Regions from separate parts of the Homo sapiens genome. Here region 2 is linked to region 1. A link is a loop called in an ENCODE intact Hi-C map of the cell type or tissue named here. Cell type or tissue: gastrocnemius medialis. All regions are shown on one strand. Each heading gives the region's core, and the rest is flanking DNA. Links, peaks and the distances in the headings are about the cores only.

Region 1 (5,388 bases), core at 188-5,187:
ACTGTGAGAATAAGGAAGCAATATGAGAGATGGGGAGTGCTTTGAGAAGGAAGCCTGTCTGAAGATTGATAACCTTGAACATGGCATTAATGAGTGCTGCTGCTACATGGTCAAAAGAAATGGTTGCGCTTTAAACAAATACTGTTCTGTGATAGGCCAAAGAGAAGTTAAGAATAGCATGAAGAATAGAATATAGTTGTAAGAATATTTCAAGATAAGATTCTTCCAGCAAATTTAGCTTTCTTATGCCTTTGGATAACAGTAACAACAATGAAACACCATCCATATATCATCCACAATTTATTCGCAGAAATCCAAATTGGTACTTAGTTACCTCAGTTATTTGTGCTTAGTAGTATTTGTGCTTGAATATCTCATTCTCAAAGAGATCAAAGCCTACCTTTTCCCACCCACATTTATAGTTGTAACAGCCTAACACTCAATTACTTATCCTACTATATTTGGTTTTACTTTCTTCTGTAACAAGTAAGTATTAGCTTCTAAACATACTATACCATTTACTATTGAACACACTTATTTTTTGTTTCCTTTCACTAGCATGCAAGCTCTTGGAAGGAAAGGATTTTTGGTTTTTCACTGATATATTCAGAAAAGTGTCTGGTACATAGTAAGAACTCAGTATATATTTTTGAGAGAATGAGTGTTAGTAAAAGATGAATTAAATGTCCATTCTGTATTGTTTAAATACACATCTCATGAACTATTTGTTATGACTGCTATATCCAGTTAATGACCCAGAAACTTGATAACGATTTGCTCTAATCCTCAGTTCCCTTCAAGGTAAACTTTCTGATGTTCATCTTATAGTTGGAGAAATGAGGCTCAAAGAACCTAATTTTAAAACCTTTTTAAAAAAGTATCTTTTGACCAGACATAGTGGCTCATGCCTATAATCCCAGTACTTTGGAAGGCTGAGATGGGAGGATCACTTGAGGCCAGGAATTCAAAACCAGCTGGGAAAAATAAATATAAAAATAAATAAATAAGTAGATAAATAAATAAGCCAGGTGTGGTGGCACATGCCTGTAGTCCCAGCGACTCAGGAAGCTGAGGTGGGAGGATCCCTTGAGCTCAGGAGTTTGAGGCTGCAGTGAGCTATGATTGTGCCTGGGTGACAGAGCAAGATTGTTGTCTCTAAAATAAAATTAAAGAATTTTAAAAGTATCTTTTTATTGTTTCCAAAAGACATATTCTTATTAAAAAGCCAGCATCTTAACTCTGTTCTACCTGGTTCCATCTTGAATTGTTTGTGTTTTATAATGTCAAGAATATATTTCCAAATTATAATTGCATATAATGCAAAAAACATGTTTTGAATGCCCTTAAAGCATTTAAGAATATAATTCTGCTGCTGAGTTAGTCTCTGGTCTGTTCTCCATGATTTCTGTCTGTGATAATAGTACTAATATATATGTTGTAGATGAGAGTGGTAACATTCTAAACACCAACCTCAAAAGATTAGTTGTATAATATTCCAGTTAACTTCAGTAACCAATCATGAAACTGTCACCCATGGAATTTTAACTCTTTGAGGATATTTGCCTAAGTATCCTTTTGGATTAGGTACTTTTTCTGACTCTGCCCCTAACATTTTGAATTTAGTTTTGACTTTGCCTGCTTCTCTGGCCTTAGCATCTTCTATTACAGCTAAGAATTGTCAAAAGACAAAATTACAACAAATTTAGTTTAAAGATCTTAATTGACTTTTATTTGTGATACTAGAATTGGGCAACACCTCATTCTGTAAAATAGAATGAGTGCCCCAATAAGCTGAGCAGTTGGTTTTATAGTCACAAAAGGACTGAGGAAAGCAGAAACAGAAAACAAAAAGTGGGTTGGTTATTTCAAAATTAATTTCCTTGTAAAGGTTAAAGCAGAGAGGATTTTCTTATCATGCCAGCTAAAACTTGAAGATTTTGCTATTATCTCTCACTCTCCTGATCTCTCAGAAAGTCAGATAAACTGAGTTTTGGCTTGGTAACATGGAACTTTACCATCTGTGACTCCATTTTGGTTTGGTGTGTTGGGCCTTTTGCAGGAAGGAGTTCAGTCCAGACCAGTGGGCTCCTATCAATATTATTTAAACAGAACTATGTCGCCCTGTCTACTTCCAAACCCACCTTCTTGTCCCTTGCCTTCCATTCCATGTGTGCCACCTTAGCCCCCATAGGGATTGAGAAATTTTGATAGCTGTCTTCTTCCATAGTGTACTTTTTCTTTTTTTAATCTCTATGTTTTTATTTCATTTTGGAATTCAACTGGTTTTTGTTTCCCCATTCCTTAACTCATTTTCATTTCCCTACTCCTTGTATCAGTCTTTTTTGCCTCGCTATTTTTCAGTATGTTTATCTGAATGATTCTCATAAAAAGTGCCTTTCAGTTCCTTCATTTTTTCTTTTTTCTTTTTAAAACTATTCTTCCCTAGTGATTTTTTTTTAACTGCTCTTTGGCTGCATTCACTATTTTTCTTTTTTTTTAACAAGTGATACTGTTTTCTTTAAGATCTCAGCTTAACATTTTACCTCTTTTATTTCTTTCCACTCTCTTTTTATTCTTAGAATAAATATGTTCGTTGTTCTGAATATCTTTAAAAATAACCCTATTCCAATCAGACATGTCCCTATCACAGTCAGAAGGAGGGGCTCAAGTTTCCCTAAAAAGTGCACATTAGGAATGGAGCATAGCCACCAGCTGGAGCTGCTAGCATTTCAAAATCTCAGGAGGCTGCAGCAACATGTGCCAGGCCTTATCTCTGTAATACACATGTGCTGCTTGTCAGTTTCAAATGTTAACCCTCAGCAGCATTACTTAAAGTCAGTAGGCTTTGTGTTGTGATGGAAGGAAAATATTTTTAAATCTTCTTGAGACCCTGGGAAACTACCGCTTTTGGACATGAAAGAGCCTGCCACCTTACAAATCCATCAATAAGTAAAAGCCACTGACACCAGTGCCATGTTTCAGTTCAGTTAAGTTGGCATGAATAGTACTGAGCCATGGTGTTCTCAGGATGTAATTACTAAGGCGTTTTATTTATATCGCAGTGAAACAATCCTACCACTTGCAAGGACAAAAAGAGAGACTTTGGGGGCCCTTAAATGTAATCAGCAGACATGTGCCACCCTTTCACCTTTGTATGTTGATTTTTGTTTAGTGACACTGTAGCAAAACAATAACCATTAGCTCCAGATAGTAAGTATGTACAAGCATGATCTTTATTATTATTATTATTTGTGGAGATGGGGTCTCACTGTATTGCCCAGGCTGGTCTCAAACTCCTGGCCTTAAGTGATCCTCCTGCCTCAGCTCCCAAAATGTTGGGATTACAGGTATGAACTACTGCACCTGGCCAAGCATGATCTTTTTAAAAGCACTTAATTGAAATATAATGAAAATATTAACTCACGGTATATATATTTCAGGAATTGACTATTCATATTATAAAATAATTCTATATTTTCCAAAAGAATTCCTTTCAGGAGTGCTTCAAAAAGGAGTTTTCCTGCATTCTAAATAAATCCTAAATTTAATATATTTGTTTAAAAAATGAAATACACACAGTTTGGGGAAAACAGCCTGGCCTTATTCACAGAAGGCTGTATATTTGTACATCATGCATACTGTTTTCAAGTTACCATAACTAAGTTGTTCAGACCAAATAGTTTTTCTCCACACAATAACCATACCAAGAGCTCTAGGTATATAAAATTTACAGAACTGTTACAGAGTAAACTTATGCAAAGGAGGGTTGAGTATTACCATACTCCCTTTTTTCTTATTTTCCAAGTAAAGTACTCCTCGGTATTTGAGGGAGATTGGTTCCAGGACCCCTCAGATATCAAAATCTGAGATGCTCAAGTCCCTGATATAAAATAGTGTAGTAATTGCATATGATCTATGCACATCTTCCTTTATCATCTCTAGTTTACTTATACCTAATACAATGTAAATGCTATGTAAATTTTGTTATACTATATTGTTCAGGGAATAATAAGAAAAAAAGTTTGTATATGTTCTGTATAGGTGCAATTTTTTTTCAAAATATTTTTTGATCCCAGATTGTTTGTGTTCACGGATACAGAATCTGCGGATACAGAGGGCCAGCTATACTGTCTTTCCTTTAAGATGTCTCCAGCTGCCCCAATCTTGAGTGACCTTTGCCTTCCTTCAAACTCCTATGCCGTTAATTGTCTACACCTCTCACCTGGCAGTTGTCATATGCTTCTTGTATAGTTTATCTTTTATGTATATTTACTTCCTAGTCTAGGAACTAACTAGAGAAGTCTCTTTACACCTTTTTGGTATCTCCAATACTTGAAAAATGCTCTTAAAACAGTGCTTCTCAAACATCCATGTACTGTGCATAGAAAACACCTGGGGATCTTGTTGAATTGAAAATTGTGATTCAGCTGGTCTGGGGTGGGGCCTGAGATTCTACATTTATGACAGACTCCCATGTGATGTGATGCAGCTGGACCACAGACCACATTCTGAGTGACCAGTGTCTGTCAAACCTTCAGCAAATGTTTATTGATGATGCCATTTTTTTTTTCAGAAAAAGGATAAGAGATTTAAATTTGTTAAGTGCTGCATTTTTATGTAATATGCAAATAGCACTAAGACTGAACTGAGATATTGATTGAAAAAATACGCTGAATGATTGAAGATGTTAGATATCTTTTTTTCTGATTTCTCCATCTGATCAATAGGAATGGACTTTAGCTTATCCATTTTCATTAATACCAGACTGGATGAGATTATACGTGAATAACTTCTACTTCTGTCTTCACTAGATTCAGGCTGAAAAGCAAAAGTCTTTATAACACATTTCTAGTCACGTAAATAATACAAACTTTTTCTAACTTTTCTCTTATTTGGGACACCTAGCTTTGCGGAGCAGATGGTTTTCCCAGTAAACTCTTAGATTCTATAGGTATCACATTTCAGGGTCAAGAATTACGCATATCCTCAGTATAAACTCTGTAAAGACTTTTTTTCTCTTGTTTGATGGAACTCAAAAATGGAGCAATAATAGTTATCAACAAGCAATGAGTCTGAGTCCTCAGGCTTTAATGGCAACCAACAAACCCATGCTCCTTATTGCAGAGGAAGAGTGCATTGTTGATTCGCTTTATATCCCCAAATAGAAAACACGTTAAGGGTAATCCTGGGAAATTATGCTTACTTCAAACCTTGATTGCCAACACTGAAGTGTCTAAATAGCACTTCACCATTTTTCTGGTTGTTTTCTTAGAAACAGTTCACTTGCGGCCGGGCGCGGTGGCTCACGCCTGTAATCCCAGCACTTTGGGAGGCCGAGGCGGGTGGATCACGAGGTCAGGAGATCGAGACCATCCCGGCTAAAACGGT
Region 2 (5,388 bases), core at 144-5,143, 580 kb after region 1:
TCATTTATCTTTTTAGCAAATTCATTTCAGCACTCCTGATTTTGTGTGTGTGTGTGTGTGTGTGTGTGTGTGTGTGTGTATTCTTCAAATTCTCCTTGAACTCATTTTAGCATCTTACTCATTCCCTAATTAATTAATGGGTTAAGTAAAATTTTTGACATTTATTCATGTTACATTTGCATGTGAGTCATGATTTTACCTTTTTGAAAATTGTACTTTAGCATAACTTTTTGGCTTAATGTTAACAGTTACTATATCATATTAGTAATCACTCACTATATCAACTTAAGTTTCCATTTTTTTAAAGAAAAGTGGCAAAAAAGAAAAAAATCTGTTCATATTAGACTAAATTATGTGCTACAGAATGTTAGAACAGAAGGCTTTTCTGTGGTTTCCAACTCATGATAAACAAGGGAAGAAGATATTCAGAAATATTCATATGTATTTTCCAGGTATTTTTATGTATGTTGTCTAATTTATATCTCACAGCATCCTTGTGATATAACTGATATTGATTCCATCAATATTAGAAGATACTTACTCTATACCAGCCACTATTTTAAGCTCTCTGCATGTATTGACATATTGCATTATTACAGTAAACTTATGAGATAGGTGCTATTATTATTCCCATATTTCAGATGAAGAAACTGATGCACCAGGAAGTTAAGCAACTTACCCAAGATCCCACAGTATTTGGTGGATTCTGGATTCAAGCCCAGACAGTTTAACCCCAGAGCCTGTGCTCCTTAACCACTTTTTATTTAATCTGTCTTTTACAGATGCAAAAACAGATGGCAAGTGGGGTTACTTGCCCCACATCACAAAGCATGTTAGTGGCAGTGCCAAGATTTACACCCAGGTCTGCCTGATTTTAAAGGCAAACTTTCTCTGCTAGATCAAAAAGACAGTAACAGAAACTGAGATATACCTCCAGCCTTTGCCCTATTGAAAACCCCATCGGATTTAGAGATCAGAAAAAAAATAATCCATATACTGTTCCTGCAAAGCAGTAAATCAGCTCGAAAAAAAGAGATGTTAGGTATTTGAACCTATAGAAAACACACACAAACATAGCACTTTGCATCTTTCTTGAGGTATTCAGGTACCGTGTTCGGCTGGATGCTTTATTCATCTGAGCTCTTGTCCTATTTCTTACCATTATCCTGCCAGCCCTAGAGGGCAGTAACATTCCCTGAAGGACCTAGCCCAGTTCTTTATGCAGAATAAGCTCAAATAAAGATTGTGGGATTGGGGCAGACTGGTGTTACGTGGAGGTGGCCACTCAGCTGAGATCCTGAGCATCCTCAAACATGATGACTCCAGCAGAGATATCTGCCCATCACCCCACTGAGACATCAAGGAAAGGTGTTATTTACTAGGTGCTGGGGTGGGCAGCTGTAGGCCATGGTTTAGGAAAGTCCAAGATGGGGAGGAGTCTGGCTGGGATTATAAAGAAGAGAGAACTTAGAGGGCGGTGGGGGGAGCAGGGGTGACGGTGGGGAGGAAGGAGTAGTTTGAGCAGACAGAAAAGGAGAAGCCCGTAAAGTGAAATTGTTCAGCTAATCAGTTACAGGGGCCTGCTGCTTTAATACCGCACCCCTCCACCGCAGTTCCAGGGCATCTGGCCTTTCCCTCCCCCCTCTGTCTCCTCAGCAACCTCCCACACTTCATACCCCACCCATTGTCACAAACAAGCCCCAGTAGGGCAGTATTCCCCACCATTCCCAGCCCTCCCCTCTGAACAGGGCCAAATTAGGGCTTTATGCCCCAGCGCCACCCCTAGAAGCTCCTAAGCTGCCCCCTCCTCCCCTGCTGCAGGCTCTCTGACTGGCTCTGCATTGCAGCCTGCAGTCGCTGCACCTCCATGTGCTGCGAACTCAGCCCAGCTCTCCAAGCTCTGATCTGCACTGCGGTGCCGCCCCCGCATGTCTTCCCATTCTCCACTCTGCGCTACTGCTTGCAGCTTACATAAGCCCCGTGCACACATGCAGTGAATTCATCTCTATCATTAAAACCCCGGGCGAGACAGTGAAAGCTGAAATGCTACTAGGTTGTCCTCCTCTCAGGAGCTGTCAAATAGTCATGCCCTGAAACGACAAATCCAGCACAACAAATACCCTGTGACAGGTCAGAAAGGCAGCTTGATCTAACCATGGACAGCGAACTCTTCTTCCTAAGGAAGTAGGGACACTTGAGAAGGAGGCCTGTGAGTCAGTGCTTTGACCTCTCTGCTAGCACAGCGCGTCACCCAACCTGCTGCGACAATCGCCAGCCGCGTAAAGCCAGCCAAAATCATCAAATCTACTTTGCCAAGAGAAATGAAGGACATACTGGTTTGTGCTAAATCTTCTCAATTACCTCACTTCATAGACTGACCTTGTCAGTAATTGCTTCCCGCCTGGCTTTACTAGAATGTTCTACAGTGAAAATATTAAGAATTTTCCCTGGGGCCATGGGCTAGTCCCAGTTTCCTGCTGGCGAGAGTGAATGGCGCCAACATCTCCTCCTTTTGCCTCTGACCAGCCACAGCCACTCTCTTGCTTTCCTGAGAGCCTTTGAAGTCTCACCCCAGGAAGCTCAGGCCCTAAAATATCTGTACTTCACCTTCATGTGGATTCTCCTTGTCTTACAGAGCAAAGACCATCAAGCCCAGTTCACCAATCCATCTGCCTTTATTAGGTGGAATTGAGCCACAGAATATCTTTCTAGTGAGGACAAAGCATTTTATAGGGTCGGGTTCATCACCTGCAGAGGCAGGAAGAAGGAACTGCTTACAATCAACACAACATACCTAGGCTGGGAAAGCCAAAAAAGCCACATCACCCTCTGCCCAGGACTAACTCCTAAGATTCCTATTTGCTGTGATCAAGCTCCCAACCCCAGCAGGATCCAGTTCTCAAAAGCTAGTCTTAAATATAGGAACAGAAGGGGTATGGATTCAGGGAGGGGAACTAGTGAAGAAAATTAGGTCCATGGTAGGGTGATCAACCACCCCAGTTTTCCCTAGATTAAGGGGAGGACACAGACTTTCAGCCAGGAAAGTTCTGGGCAGACTGGGACAAGTTGGCACCACAAAGCAAGGGTAGAGGTGGTAAAGCAATTTCTTCTTGGCAACTTGAGCTTTCAATTAAAAAGAAATATTTTTTTCTTCCCAAAGTATACAAGAGAGTATTTGCTCCTTGGAGACTGGTAAGGAAGAGGACAACTCCTCATGAACATTTTAGAAACTTGATAAGCAGAACCTGATTGGGAATGTAAACAAGACAGCATTACGGGAAAAGGTGTCAAGAAATCTAATGGACTAATAATGTTCAGGACATTTAATCTTCAGCTATGTCTTGTTTATGCCAGTTAGAGTGGCATAAGTCATGAAAAATGACTCCATATCCGGGATGGCATCCCCACACTCCACTCCTGGCTGTCCCCATCCCCTGCCTGAAACTTAGAATAGTAACAGCCGCCTTCTACATGGCATTTACTGGGCATTGGACTTGGTCTCCTAGAAGCAGTCAGCTGCAACCTAATGGAAAGAGCCCTGATCTAGAAGTCCAGACACCTGAGTTCTATTTTCATTTTGGTACCCTCTGATTGTATGACCTTAGACAAGCACCAACCTTCCCTAAGCTATAAAATGTGGAAAACAGTTCCTGCTCCTCTCCCTACCCCCATTGTTGTGAGGATTAAATATGTAGAATGGGCTTCCAATGATTCTTAAAGTCTGAGGCCCTGAACAACAATTCCCAGGATGTCTTAAGTCCTGGTTTCCCATACTGATTCACGTTGTGCCCCAGTATTGGGAGTCATTGGATCCACTCTAGATACTTAATATTTTGGGTATGTTTTCCTTGTGCATCTTCATTTTAATGAATAGAGCACCTTGAACTCTGAAGTTAAGTCTCTTTCCAGGCCTGTTTTGACACCCCAAACAATCATTCAGTCAGATATTCAGATGCCCAAAGTGGAGGTGAGGTGGAGGCCAATCTTAACCAGAGGCTAAATGTCTATAGTGACAGCTTATGTAAGGGCAGCTGCAGATCAATGACCTCAGAATGATTTCCAAGACTTGAATTCCTAAGAGGATCAACACTTGAACTCTGAGCAGGGAGTCTAAGGACTTGGGTACCAATGCTGGCTCTGCAACTCACTAAGTTCTCGAAACAGCTTTATCATCATTAAAGCAGGGTCAGGGCAAGTAAGGGTCAAGTGGATTCAGGGAATACTAGATATTCTGCCACTTTGTGGGGATAAGAGAATTAAATCAGATATGGCAAACCTTTGTAAACTATAAATGGAATACTATTTGTCTTAGTCCATTTAGTGTTTCTATAACAGAATACATGAGTTTAAGTAATTTATAGGGAAAAGAAGTTTATTAACTCACGGTTCTACAGGCTGTACAAGAAGCATGGTGCCAGCATCTGCTCGGCTCCTGGAAAGAGCTTTAGAGCTGCGTCATAACATGATGGAGAATGTCAAAGGGGAAGCAGACATCTGCAAACAGGCAAAAGGCAAAACTCAAGGGAGCATCCTAGCTTTGTAAAAACCCACTCCTGTGGGAACATTCCCATGAGAACTAATCCATTCTGGCCAGAGGGAGAATCACTCACTACTATGAGAACAGCACCAAGTCATTCATGAGGGATTTTCCCCCATGATCCAAACACTTCCCACTAGGGCCCACTTGCCAACACCAGCACCTTGGGGATGAAATTTCAACGTGAGATTTCAAGGGGACCAACTCAAACCATAGCCCCATTTAAGTGTGAAAGATTAAAGTAATTGTTTTTTTATTAAGGTAAAACACATACAATAAAATTTGTAATTTTAACCATTTTAGGTGAATAATTTAGTGGCATTAATTACATTCATCGTGTTATGCAATCATCATCACAATCTTTCTCCACAGCTATTTAATCTCACCTAACAGAAACTCTGTACCCATTAAACTATAACTCCCTATCCCCTTCCCTAGGCCGCTGGTAATCTCTAACCTATGTTCTTTTTATAAATTTGCCTATTCTAGATATTTCATATAAGTAGAATTATACTATATTTGTCCTATTGTGTCTGGCTTATTTCATTATGTATAATGTATTTAGGTTTCATCCATATTGTAGCATATATCAAAACTTCATTGTTTTCATGGTTGACTAATACTTTATTGTACATATGTACAGATTTGTTTATTGATTCATCTGTTGCCAGATCTTTGGGTTGTTTCCACCTCTGGCTATTGTGAGTAATGCTGCAATGAATATTGACATACAAGTATATGCTTGAGTTCTTGTTTTCAATTCTTTTTCAGAGTAGAATTTCTTGGTTATACTATAATTCTATGGTTAGCTCTTTGAGAAACCACCAAACTATAATATTTTCTATAAGGAC

The links. A loop is a pair of places that touch in the nucleus more often than their neighbours do. Peaks named below come from ENCODE experiments on the same cell type or tissue, not always from the same donor. Only the 100,000 strongest peaks of a DNase experiment are listed, where the experiment ranks them.
Region 2: a loop joins it to region 1, with 4 times the contacts of the local background. A loop is called at or near these places in 14 of 110 quality-filtered maps.

The regions. Positions count from the first base shown.
Region 1 is chr1:169,191,011-169,196,398 of GRCh38, reverse strand. The region is part of intron 10 of NME7 (NME/NM23 family member 7); the gene reads left to right. Among named protein-coding and RNA genes, the nearest start is that of ATP1B1, 87 kb to the right of the region's middle. In gastrocnemius medialis, for the core only: no CTCF peak of the experiment used is centred there; a DNase peak (open chromatin) is centred at 2,738; H3K27ac peaks cover 1,657 bases.
Region 2 is chr1:168,606,130-168,611,517 of GRCh38, reverse strand. No RefSeq gene overlaps it. Among named protein-coding and RNA genes, the nearest start is that of XCL1, 32 kb to the right of the region's middle. In gastrocnemius medialis, for the core only: no CTCF peak of the experiment used is centred there; DNase peaks (open chromatin) are centred at 2,197 and 3,427; H3K4me3 peaks cover 886 bases; H3K27ac peaks cover 5,000 bases.